2 separate regions of the Homo sapiens genome follow, and region 2 is linked to region 1. Evidence: read pairs that join two places in POLR2A ChIA-PET (ENCODE). Cell type or tissue: MCF 10A. All regions are shown on one strand. Each heading gives the region's core, and the rest is flanking DNA. Links, peaks and the distances in the headings are about the cores only.

Region 1 (5,633 bases), core at 634-5,633:
AAGGTTAATCCGAGATGGTGCAACTTCTCTGCCACTGCCCTTCTTTCCCAGTCCCACAGGAACTTCATGTATTATTCAGCATGGACAGGCCACTTGCCACCAGGGTCCAGAGGTTGTGCCTTTGCCTCATGAGCACACTTCCTTTCACTGCCCTTTGGGCCAGGCTGGTATGACCGTGGCAGGTTTGTGGTGCCTGGGATGCCAAACAGAAAATCAAGAGGGTAGTTGTGCCCAAGCTTCAGGCACAAGGGCTCATTGTTCCTGGGTAGCCTCCTGAACCCTGAGAGCTTAGGACTCTACAGAGACAGGTCTCCTGGACCCCAGAGTTGGGAAATTCAGGACTCCCTTTTTGTCCCATGTTCAGACATCCTCTGGCTCTACCTTAACATGGGATTGTGGAATCCAAGAAAGTGGGAGCTTGGGAGTTTGAAGCAGCGAGTCCAACCCCTCAGTGTAGAGCTGGGGAAACTGAGGCCAAGGGAGTGAAGGTCACAGGACAATCAAAGACAGAGTGCTGGGCTGGGAAACCGGACCCCGGGGCTGTGGTTACAGGGTTGCCATTGCCTGGCTGTGAGCCTTTGAGCCTCTGGGCCCTCTGGCCCGCGCACTTCTCCTTGATGCTCGTGAGCTATACACACCTCCTCTGAGGATGCAGGCTCAGTGGGAGTCAGCTCATCTACATTATGAAGCCCTCGTGAGATCTCTGCTTGGATACCTTAAATGGCAAACTGACCACCCCCCTTCCCACCCCAATCTCTAAACATCTTTCACATTCTCTTCTGGCTCCTGAAAGCTGTTCCAGGCTGCACCCAGTGTGGCTGGTGACTGGGGAAGGAGCGTGGAGAGAGAAAGGAGGCTCCCAGCTCATCCTCTGAGGGAATGACAGGGTTTGTACAGCTGAAAGGAGAGAGAGTCTACACTGGAAGCTGGATCCTCTGCCACAGCCTAATTACAAAAAAGGCCTGGAGTTCTGGGCTGTTCATTTGTGATGTGCTGTGTTGCATCTCATTTGCATGGTGTATTATTAAGGCACAACTCCCCCTGAACCTTTACCTTAGGGGCCTGTGGGTGACCCACTTTGTGGGAAGTGGTTCAGGGCAGCCCGGAAGTACCTGAACTAGGAGTGAAAATGCAAGGAGGGGGTGGGGTGTTCAGGCCCCTCTGGGCCGCTCATTTAATCTACCAAGATGCTCAGTAGCTCATCCTTATAGCTTCAGTTTCTCCACCAGTGGAATGGGAAATAACCCAACCCCTACCCACCTCACAAGATTTTTCTGATCAAATGAGACAGGGAATGTGGAATGATTTTAAGAACTAAGAAGTTTTCTATGGGTGGCAAGTTCTGACATTCCCCGGAAGAGGGAGGAGAAAGAAAAATGGGGTTAGAAGAAAATGTCAGACGTGGGAAGACCTGCAGGGAAAGAGCTGGTAGGGCTGTCGGGCCAGTGGCTCCCATTTCAGCTGTTTGCTGGGGAGCTGGGAGCTGTTCCTGGCTCAGTCTGAGGGTAGGAGACTGGAGAGGACCATGCCCCTTGGGACATGTGTACACACATCTGTGTACTCACACACCACCTGCCAGGTGAATGATTTGTGTGAATCCTTCTCTCTCTCACCCATATCGACTTTGAAGCAGGTTACCAACTTCCCTGAATGTGCCTTGGGAGTTTTTGTGGAAATAAATTCCAAAAGAGTGAACTGTGTAATTAAACCACCTCACTACTCAGGAGGCCAGAGGTGCCTCAGAACAAGGGAGGAGGTGGGATCCTCTGCCTGCAGGATTCCTCTCTGTTCTGAACCACAGAGGTTGGGAGCACCTGGGTGGTGAAGGGAGTATGTGGAGGAAGGGCCTGGAGGTATTTACCCCCCGCCAGATAAACACCTGTTGGCAGAATTAGCCTTGATCTGACAGCCCCAGGAAGCTTAGAAATCTGAAGATCCTGACCATGAAAGCCATCCAAAGATGGCAAGGACCGCCTGAGAAGTAGTGAGCTCCCTGTCACTGGGGGGTATGTAAGGACATGGTTAGTGACTGCTTGGCGGAGATGCTGGAGAGAGGATTCAAGCCAGGAAAGAAGGTGGGGTCCTGAGATTCTGTGACTGGGTAGAGGGAAGATGCGGCCAGTGGGGATTCATTAGTTCCTCCTCTGAGATTTCTGGACTCCTCCTTCCCTGGCTCTCTCCCTGCTCTACATACGGAATTTGCCTAGAAGCAGCTCTTGGTAGAGGCCTCTGGGTCTCCCCTTGGTTAGGCCCACATGGGAAAGGTGACCTCATTGTTCCCTTAGCTGTTTACCCATCCTAGGGAGGGGCAGATCCCTGGTCCCTTGGAGGCTCAGCTCCCTGTGTCTCCTGCTCTGTTTTAGCTAGCCCCAATTCTGCTATTCACCAGCTGTGTGACTTTGGGCAAATGACTCACCTTCTCTGGGCTCCAGCAGGGCTGAGGTGGGCTCTGGGGCCTGCTTCAGGTCTGGAGTTGCCCAATTTTGGAAGGATGAGCCTTGGGCTTGGGGGCGAAGGCTATGCATGATTAGGGCCCTTCAAAGCTTAGAGCTCCTGGGTATCAGGGTCTCCTCTGCCTTCTTAGTAGGCAGCCACAAAAATGTATGAGTAATGGGCAAGGCTCCTATGCCAATGTATTTTGACTCACAAATGAAGACAGTGTCCTGCACATCCATGGGGAAGCTGAGTGGGAGGTAGACACTCCTCCGCTTAGCAGACACCATAGCTCACCCTCCCCTCAGGAACCCAGTCCTCCCTGCAAGGCCAGAGCTCCCGGGGCTCCTTTCCTCCATCTCAGCTGCTGCAAGCAAACCCAGTGCTGGATGGCTTTGACCTCTGAGCTCTTGGCTTCTGGCTACGGCATTTCATTGCTTGTGGCCTCAGGCTGGCTTCTCCTCAATCCTGCTGTTCCCCCACTTCACCTGGGCCTTAGGTCCCTGAGGGCCAGAGAGATACGGGGAAGGAAGTGAGTCAGGGAAGTGGCATTCAGGAGGGAGCTTTGCCAAGCCCGCCTGTAGTCCCCAGACAGGGAAATGGTCTTGAAACACTGGGCAGGCTTCCAGGGAGGAAGGACTTGGCAGGGATGACCAGCTGAGCCACCCCGGAGTAGGGCCAGAGCACCCGGACTGTATTCAGTCCTCTCCATTGGGGCAGGATCCCTGGGGAGTTGGGGGTGAAATGAGACCTGGTATGCCATTGCTGGGGTGGCTGGGCCCCTCCCCTTCCCGAACTGAAGTTGTTTCTGTTTCTGGTACTGCGGTGCAGTGGTTGGGGCTGGCAGGGGGCAGGGTGGGATAGTGAATGAGAGCCTAACTCTAGGCTTGGATTTTGGATTTCTCCTTTTTTTTTTTTTTGTGACAGAGTCTTGCTCTGTCGCCCAGGCTGAAGTGCAGTAGCACAATCTCAACTCACTGCAACCTCCACCTCCCAGGTTCAAGCAATCCTCCTGCCTCAGCCTCCCAAGTAGCTGGGATTACAGGTGCACACCACCATGCCCGGCTAATTTTTGTATTTTTAGTAGAGACGGGGTTTCACCATGATGGCCAGGCTGGTCTCAAATTCCTGACCTCAAGTCATCTGCCCACCTCAGCCTCCTAAAGTGCTGGGATTACAGGCGTGAGCCACCGCATTCAGCCAGATTTCTCCTAACTGGATATTCAGGTTTCTAGTCAGGGGCTCCCAGAACCCCAGCTAGGCCACTACCCAGGTGTTAGCCGCTCTGCTCCCTCAGCTCTGTGAGAATAATTGCAAAAAGCAGGTGATATGAGAATGGGCTGCATGGCTGAAAGGTGATCTGGGTGCAAGTGCTCTATCCCCAGGGTGGGACATCATGCCGGAGTCCTACCAGGTGTACAGGAAACACTAATCCTGTGGGAAGGAGCTGGGCCCTGGAACAAAACTCTCTGGGTCTAATCCCAGCATCAGCCCTGGGTGTCAGCTGTCATGAGCGTGAAATGATCATCCTGGCCCACAGCAGGAGCTCAGTGAACCAAAGCCCCTTCCAGAAGCACATTGGCCAGTTGAGCCCGTGAGCCATCCCTGCAAGGGGCCAGCAGGCGCAGCACAACCAGTTTTTGTTTGTTTGTTTGTTGTGTTGTGTTGTGTTTTTGAGAAGGAGTCTCGCTCTGCCACCCTGGCTGGAGTGCAGTGGCGTGATCTCAGCTCACTGCAACCTCCGCCTCCCAGGTTCAAACAATTATCCTGCCTCAGCCTCCTGAGTAGCTGGGATTACAGGCATGCGCCACCATGCCTAGATAATTTTTTTAAATATTTTTAGTAGAGACAGCGTTTCGTCATGTTGGCCAGGCTGGTCGCAGACTCCTGACCTCAGGGGACCCACCCTCCTCGGCCTCCCAAAGTGCTGGGATTACAGCACAGCCAGTTTTTGACCCCTGCCCCCAGGCCTTCCAAAGGCTGAGGGAGGGTGAGTGGGGATCAGCACGTGTCCTTGCTCTCTCCACGCCTTCATTGCTGCTGAGTCAATGGTCTTGTCTGTTCATCCCTTCCCTATCTGGGACTTCAGGAGCTGCCCTGCAGTGGTGGCTTCCTTCTCCAGTACCACACAGGAATAGGGAAGTAATGACTCTTCTCATGACAGAGACTGTCAACAGGCCTGGGGCCCCCAGGGCTTGGGAAGTCCCTGGCAAAGCTGGGGCAGAGGGCTCCGGGGTCCTCACCCCCCGCCCCCATCGCCTGTATGAGTCTGCAGTGATTTCAGCTTCAGTGACCATGAAGTCTGCCATGAGGGGGCCTCTGCCACGTGGTCCATTCTGGATGTGGGACCTTACCCCTTATCAGCCCCATCCAGCTGTTTAATCGCATTATTAAGGAAGCTGTTGTTGCTGTGGAAACTGTGTGGGTGATGGTGGGGGAGGGGGCTGTGGGCTCAGCTCTCACCTCCCAGCAGTGCTCTTCAGAGCGGGAATGAGAGGAGAGCCTTGAGTAGGGATCGTCATCCTGCCCTGCAGGGATTCAGGGAGTGTTACAGGGTCCAGGGAATAACCTTCACTGGCCCTGTCCTCACCTTCATTTTACACATAACTGAGTTGGAGACCCTTCTGGGTGCCAAGAACTGTGGCCTTGGTACCAGGGAGAGAACACTGTGTTCCTGGGCATGAAGCTGCAGAGGCTGCGGCTGGAGTTGGCACCCTCCATTTATCTATTCATTTGTTTATTCATTCTTTTGTTCAATAGATGGTTATTGAGTACCTTCTCTGTGCCAGGCCCTGCTCTAAGCAACAGGAAATACCATCAACTGCAGAATACAGAGCTAAAGAATCTGTCTTCGTGGAGCATATACTCTAGTGGGAAGAGGCAGTAAAACAAGAATCATAAAGGCCAGGTGCAGTGGCTCATGCCTGTAATCCCAGCACTTTGGGAGGCCGAAGCAGGAGGATCACTTGAGCCCAGAAGTTCGAGACCAGTCTGGGCCACATAGTGGGACCCCATCTCTACAAAAAAATTAAAAAATTAGCTGGGCGTGGTGGCACATGCCTGTAGTCCCAGCTACTCAGGAGGCTGAGGCAGGAGGATCGCTTGAGCCCAAGAGGTCAAGATTACAGTGGGGAAAAAAAAAAAAAAAGAACAGTTGAATGTGGCACTGTCATGCCGTTCAACCTGTAATTTGAAGGTAG
Region 2 (6,962 bases), core at 1,829-6,828, 100 kb after region 1:
AAGACATTGGAGAAACATCCTCAGGGTGCTGAGTGAAAATGTGTCTGCCGGAGGGGGAAAAAGACATTTTCAGATATACAGGGTCTCAACTGATTTATCTCCCACGGGCCTTTTCTCAGGAAACTCCACCAAAACATGTCCATAAACCGAGAAAGAGGAAAGAAAAAACAAGAGATCCAGTAATTCTCATCTACTACAGAGCAGAAAAGGAATTCATCAGGACAATAATTCTATAGTGAGCTTAGAAAATAAGTATCCCAGATTGAAGTAAGGCAGAAGGCCCATGGAAGAAAATGAAACTGATGATGTGATATATTTTGAGTCATATGTGAAATTAGTATTGAGATAGTTTCTATAGCTGAGTTTGAAGTGTTTGAGAAGAATTTGAAAATATAGAGAAAAAACTAGGCTCACACCTGTAATCCCAGCACTTTTGGAGGCAAAGGAGGGCAGATCACTCGAGGTGAGGAGTTCAAGAACAGCTTGCCCAACAGGGTGAAATCCTGTCTCTACTAAAAATACAAAAAAATTACGCAGGCATGGTGGTGGGTGCCTGTAATCCTAGCTCCTTGGAAGGTTGAGGCAGGAGAATCCCTTGAACCTGGTGGGCAGAAGTTGCGGTGAGCCAAAATTGCGCCGCTGCACTCCGGCCTGGGCGACAGAGCAAGACTCTATCTCAAAAAAAACAAAACAACAACAACAACAACAGAAAACATCAGAAGTGTCTCATAATGAGCCTTTGTTTGGCCTGACAGTGAATAGTACTTGCATAATATAAGCACCAAGTGTTTATTTATCCAAAAATTTTGATGTCTAGGATTGATAAATAGCAAAATAAGCATAGAATTTTAAAAGGTGGAGGTAAATTCGGGAAGAAATAGAGAAGAGTTAAGATAATTGCTTTTTAGAGGTGGGAAGAAGTAGGGGTTAGGTACTAGTCTAGTGCTATTTGACTTTATATACAGATTTGAAAATAATAAAGTCGGCAATGGTTCAGTTCAGTGGTCTGTCCCCATCAGTTTTCTTTAGTGGCAATAAGGAACAGTTTCCTTTCACCTTCCCTCCTTTTCTCCCTCCCTCCTTTACTTCTCTTTTAACCATATATGGTTGCTGTCCATTATATTGACTTTGAAGACTGAGCAGATCAATTTTATATCCTATTTGGTTATGATGCTTCATGATTTAGTAGGATCAGTTTAGATGTCTACAAACTACTCAGTGATAAAGTGAATCCTTTTTCTTTTTAAAAAGAAAAATAACTCTTTTTTTTTGGCAAGAAAAGGTTGCTAATAATCACAGATAATTTATACAATTATATTTTTTCCCCCAGGTCCGTGTGAAAAAATTCATGATGAAAATCTACGAAAACAGTAAGTTATTTTGCTTGTCATTTCCACCCCCCCAGTTATTAGTTGGTTTAAGTGGGACAAGGGTTGAGGAATAATTGCAATTAAATGTAAAATGAGTGTCTGAGAGAAGTCCAGTCAGTGGCTGGGGATAGTAAGAAAGTTCTATAGCTTCAGTAATGATACTGATAGCTACCACATGAGTGCACCCTGTATGTCAGACTTTTTTTTTCTGTAGCCCATTTGCTGTTTTTTTTAAATGAGCCTCACTGTGTCGCTCAGGCTGGAGTGCAGTGGCATGATCTCAGCTTACTGCAACCTCCGCCTCCCAGGTTCAAGGGATTCTCCTGCCTCAAACTCCCGAGTAGTTGGGATTACAGGTGCCCACCACCATGCCTGACTAATATTTTGTATTTTTAGTAGAGACAGGGTTTCACCATGTTGGCCAGGCTGGTCTCAAACTGCTGACCTCAAGTGATCCACCCACCTCGGCCTCCCAAAGTGCTGGGATTACAGGCGTGAGCCACCATGCCCAGCCCCGATTTTATCCATGAGACTTGTCCTAGGTCCAGGGTCATAGATCCAGTACAGTGGTAAAGCTAGTGGTTAAACCCCTGTGTAAAGCTCTATGATGAGGGGCAATCAGAAAGTCACTTCAAATACACCTGGTTTACCCTGCAGCCTAAATGGAATAGTCGTTGAGGCTAGTTAAGATAGAATATTTGAGTTGTAATGGCTGAAGATTTGGAAATGAGTACTTGTTTATTTTCATGTTACCAGGTATGAGAAGAGCTCTCGTTTCATGAAAGTTGGCTATGAGAGAGATTTTTTGCGATACTTACAGAGCTTACTTGCAGAAGTAGAACGTAGGATCAGACGAGGCCATGCTCGTTTGGCATTATCTCAAAACCAGCAGTCTTCTGGGGTAAGTGAAGTCAATTCAGTCTTTGTAAACGGTCCTTGTTTTCTGGAGATTCAGAGACCTCCCTAATATTTTTGAAACTTGTCTTCTGTTCATTACTTTGTTCTTTAAAATGATATGAAACTTATAGGGCATTCATTTTTTTTCCAGTCTTTATTAGCAAACATAACACTGATTTTGCTAACCATAAGATTTTTCTTTGTTTTTATTTTTCTTGAGGCCAAGATTTTTCCCTTAAATAGTAGTAACTGACAATATGTGATTGACCAACAGAAGTTGAAGATAATTGAATTACTATCCTTTCAATTAAGCATTTTAATTATTAAATAGAAATATTATGTATGGTATGTGCAAGTTTGCATGTTTATCTTTGTTTTCAACTTGTTGGTAATACGTTTTATTGTCTTCAATAGGCCGCTGGCCCAACAGGCAAAAATGAAGAAAAAATTCAGGTTCTAACAGACAAAATTGATGTACTTCTGCAACAGGTGAGAATTGTGTGCATTAATGTCAGGAAGTAATGTGAAACAGACATGTAACCAGCAAAAATACAAGGATGGGCCAGGCATGGTAACTCATGTGTATAATCCCAGCACTTTGGGAGGCCGAGGCGGGAGGATTGCTTGAGCCGGAGAATTTGAGACCAGTCTGGGCAACAAAGTGAGACCCAGTCTTTACAAAAATTAGCCAGGTGCAATGGCGTGTACCTGTGGTCCCAGCTACACACGAGGCTGAGTTAGGAGAATTGCTTAAGCCTACAAGGGCGAGGCTGTAGTTAGACGTGTCTGTGCCACTGCACTCCAGCTTGGGCAACAGAGTGAGACCTCGTCTTGTGTGTGTGTGTGTGTGTACATGTACATATATATGTATCTGAAAGGACAGCAAATATGAAAAGACGCTCAACACTATTAGTCGTTAGGGAAATACAGATTAAAACTGCAATCAAATACCTATTTGACACCTATGAGAATAGCTAAAATTAAACTGATCATACCAGCTATTGGCAAGGATGTGAGCCAGCTGGAACTGGGGTATAATATTGCACAACCACTTTGGAAAAAATAGTCTCATTTTTTTCTTTCATATTCCTGTAGATGATATTGGAGTCTGTTTTGTTGTCGTTGTTACTGTTTTTTTGACAGTCTTGCTTTGTCACCCATGCTGGAGTGCAGTGGTGCGATCTCAGCTCACTGCAACCTCTGCCTCCCAGGTTCAAATGATTCTCCTGCCTCAGCCTCCCGAGTAGCTGGGATTACAGGTGTGCGCCACCATCCCCGGCTGATTGTTGTATTTTTAATAGAGATGGGGTTTCACCGTGCTGGCCAAGCTGGTCTCAAATTCCTGACCTCAAGTAATCCGCCCACCTTGGCTTCCCAAAGTGTTGAGATTACAGGTGTAAGCCACTGTGCCTGGCCCTGGAGTCTCTTAAAAAGTTAAAAATGTACCATATGCCATTCTACTCCCAAATATTTATCCAAGAGAAATGAAAACATATGTCTACACAAAGATTTACACTCCAGTGTTCATGAGTGCTATATTCATAATGGCACAAAAAAAATAAAACCCAGACTGGAATCAATTAAAATACCCATCAGCAGGTGAGTGGATAATTAAATCATGATGTATCTATATGGTGGAATGCCTGTCAGTAATAAAAGGGAATTAGCTACATGAGACAATATGGGTGGATCTTAAAATAATTAGGCTGAGTGAAAGAAGCCGGACAAAAAAGGAATATAGACTCTATGACTCTATATAAAATTTTAGAAAATGCATATTAACCTACAGTGACAGAAAGCAGATCTGTGGTTGCCTGGGGATTGTGTTTAGGATTCAGGCTGGAGGAGGTACTGAAAAGAGTAGGTGGCTCACACCTGTAATCCCAGCACTTTGGGAGGATTGCTTGAGCCCAGCAGTTCAAAACCAGCCTGGGCAACATAGTGAGACGCTGTCTTTCCTTTTTTTTAAAAAAAAAAACAGAGTCTCACGTCATCATCCAGGCTGGAGTGCAGTGGCACGATCTTGGCTCACTGCAGCCTCCTCCTCCTGGGTTCAAGCAATTCTTCTGCCTCAGTCTCCCCAGTAGCTGGGATTACAGGTGCCCACCACCATGCCTGGCTAATTTTTTTTTTTTATATTTTTAGTAGAGATGGGGTTTCACCATGTTGGCCAGGCTGGTCTTGAATTCCTGACCTCAGGTGATCTGCCCACCTTGGCCTCCCAAAGTGCTTGGATTACAGGCATGAGCCATCGCGTCTGGCCGAAAGTGCATTTTTCTTAACACATCAGTTATACTTTATTGAAGTATAAAAAAAATCCAGGATAAATTAAACCCAAAGAGGCTTTTGTAAATGAAACCAAACAAAAAAGATGGAAAACAACCACTAATGAACCATGGGGAAAAAAGACAATAGTTGGGTTTGAAAGAAATCTTAACTGTTTTTTTCCCCTACTCTTCTAAGATTGAAGAATTAGGGTCTGAAGGAAAAGTAGAAGAAGCCCAGGGGATGATGAAATTAGTTGAGCAATTAAAAGAAGAGAGAGAACTGCTAAGGTCCACAACGTCGGTGAGTAAACCTTATTTCACATTATCTCATCTGTCTGTTAACAGTTAGTAGGAACTCATTTTTATTTGAGAACCTTTGAAAACTGATGTTCCAAACTTAGAGTCAGCACAATTTGTAGCCCACAAGGTCTGTGGCATCTACTAAGCTCTGCCTTTGTGCAGTATGCAAGCAACTTTATATAGTACAAGAAACAAATGGGTGTGGTTGTATCCCAATAAAATGTTAGCAAAAGGCCTCTCTGGCTTGCCAATCACTGCCTTAAACCATAAATTTTCATATGAGCCTGGTTTTATTTTCATTTTTGTTGTAATAAATTACTCAGTACATACTTACATCTTTGTTAAAAATTAATACACCCTTAAATATCTAATTCTTTTAATTGGAGAATAGAATATACTTGTTTCAGATACTATTGATTGCAGAATGTAATTGGTCATTGGTTCCTCCATATTGAATAGGATATGTTCAGATTATAGTCAATGTGCTTAGTTCCTTAATTAGTTTTGTATATGGACATTATTCCTTGAACCTAAGCAAGGAATGTATTCATACTAAAATAGGTGGCTTTCTGAAAGGTGATTTAAATTTTGTAAGGTAATGTGGGTGTTGAACATTGAACAGTGGGTCTCAACATTTCTTCTGGATGATTCAGTAAGTTAGTTGCTGTTACCTTAAACATCCCTCTCTAAAAGTTGACCACTTGTAGTCCAATATTACTGATTTGGGGAAATGGAAAAGAGCAATTCACACACATTAGAAATCTTTTCTAAATGTTGAGTACTTTCCTGGGATTTGTTTCTCTTCCTCAGATGTTCTTAAAATAACTGATTTATCATTTTAGACAATTGAAAGCTTTGCTGCACAAGAAAAACAAATGGAAGTTTGTGAAGTATGTGGAGCCTTTTTAATAGTAGGAGATGCCCAGTCCCGGGTAGATGACCATTTGATGGGAAAACAACACATGGGCTATGCCAAAATTAAAGCTACTGTAGAAGAATTAAAAGTAAGTTTTTTTGTTTGTTTTGAGGCAGATTCTTGCTCTGTCACCTAGAGTGCAGTGACGCGATCTCAGCTCACTGCCACCTCCACCTCCCAGGTTTAAGCAATTCTCATGCCTCAGCCTCCTGAGTAGCTGGGAGTACAGGCATGTGCCACCAGGCCTGGCTAATTTTTGTTTGTTTGTTTGTTTGTTTATTTTTGAGACAGTCTCGCTTTGTTACCCAGGCTGAAGTACAGTGGCGTGATCTCGGCTCACCGCAACCTCCACCTCTGGGGTTCAAGCAATTCTCATGCCTCAGCTTCCTGAGTAGCTGGGATTACAGGCACACACTACCACGCCCGGCTGATTTTTGTATTTTTTTTAATAGAGACGGGGTTTTTTCCTGTTGGCCAGGCTGGTCTTGAACTCCTGCCTCAGGTGATCCGTCCTCCTCAGCCTCCCAAAGTGCTGAGCCACTGCGCTCGGCCAGCGTAAATTTCTTCTAAAGATACATTTTAGCTATTAAAAAAATCTATTTTAGCTATAGCTACAGCTTTTAGCTATCAGTAGCTATAGATAAAAATAACTATATTCTAATATGGCTTAAATGGAGATATGACCCTCTCATTGATATTTTCCTATGTGTAATTATTTTTGAAGCATTGTGAGTTCTGTGAAATTTTGCTATTTATTGAACTATGAAAGCACTTGATTTTCTTAACTCTTGAGTGCCAGAAATTTGGGAAGAATATTCCTGAGGATTAGACAAATAATGATACCTTGTGTATATACATGGTGTTGGAATGTCTACATTTCCCTTAAGGGCATCAATTCCATAAGTTGGTCTACAGATAACTTCACATTAGTTGACCATTGTTTAACAATGCTTTAAAGTTACATTTGCATAAGAATCCAACTTGATTTTTCTAGGAAAAGTTAAGGAAAAGAACCGAAGAACCTGATCGTGATGAGCGTCTAAAAAAGGAGAAGCAAGAAAGAGAAGAAAGAGAAAAAGAACGGGAGAGAGAAAGGGAAGAAAGAGAAAGGAAAAGACGAAGGGAAGAGGAAGAAAGAGAAAAAGAAAGGGCTCGTGACAGAGAAAGAAGAAAGAGAAGTCGTTCACGAAGTAGACACTCAAGCCGAACATC

What was found. ChIA-PET counts read pairs that join two places held together with the same protein. Peaks named below come from ENCODE experiments on the same cell type or tissue, not always from the same donor. Only the 100,000 strongest peaks of a DNase experiment are listed, where the experiment ranks them.
Region 2: POLR2A ChIA-PET joins it to region 1 with 5 read pairs; 3 of 35 experiments call an interaction of 5 or more read pairs at or near these places.

Annotation. Positions count from the first base shown.
Region 1 is chr17:50,636,429-50,642,061 of GRCh38, forward strand. All of the region lies in intron 1 of ABCC3 (ATP binding cassette subfamily C member 3), which reads left to right. Among named protein-coding and RNA genes, the nearest start is that of ABCC3, 4.4 kb to the left of the region's middle. RefSeq lists enhancers at 2,203-3,402, 3,852-4,622, 4,300-4,594. In MCF 10A, for the core only: no CTCF peak of the experiment used is centred there; DNase peaks (open chromatin) are centred at 2,673 and 3,023.
Region 2 is chr17:50,738,976-50,745,937 of GRCh38, forward strand. It overlaps LUC7L3 (LUC7 like 3 pre-mRNA splicing factor), which reads left to right. Exons shown (of 10, transcript NM_016424.5): 3 at 1,331-1,370; 4 at 2,127-2,271; 5 at 2,682-2,756; 6 at 4,731-4,835; 7 at 5,677-5,838; 8 at 6,745-6,962. Among named protein-coding and RNA genes, the nearest start is that of LUC7L3, 23 kb to the left of the region's middle. In MCF 10A, for the core only: no CTCF peak of the experiment used is centred there; no DNase peak of the experiment used is centred there.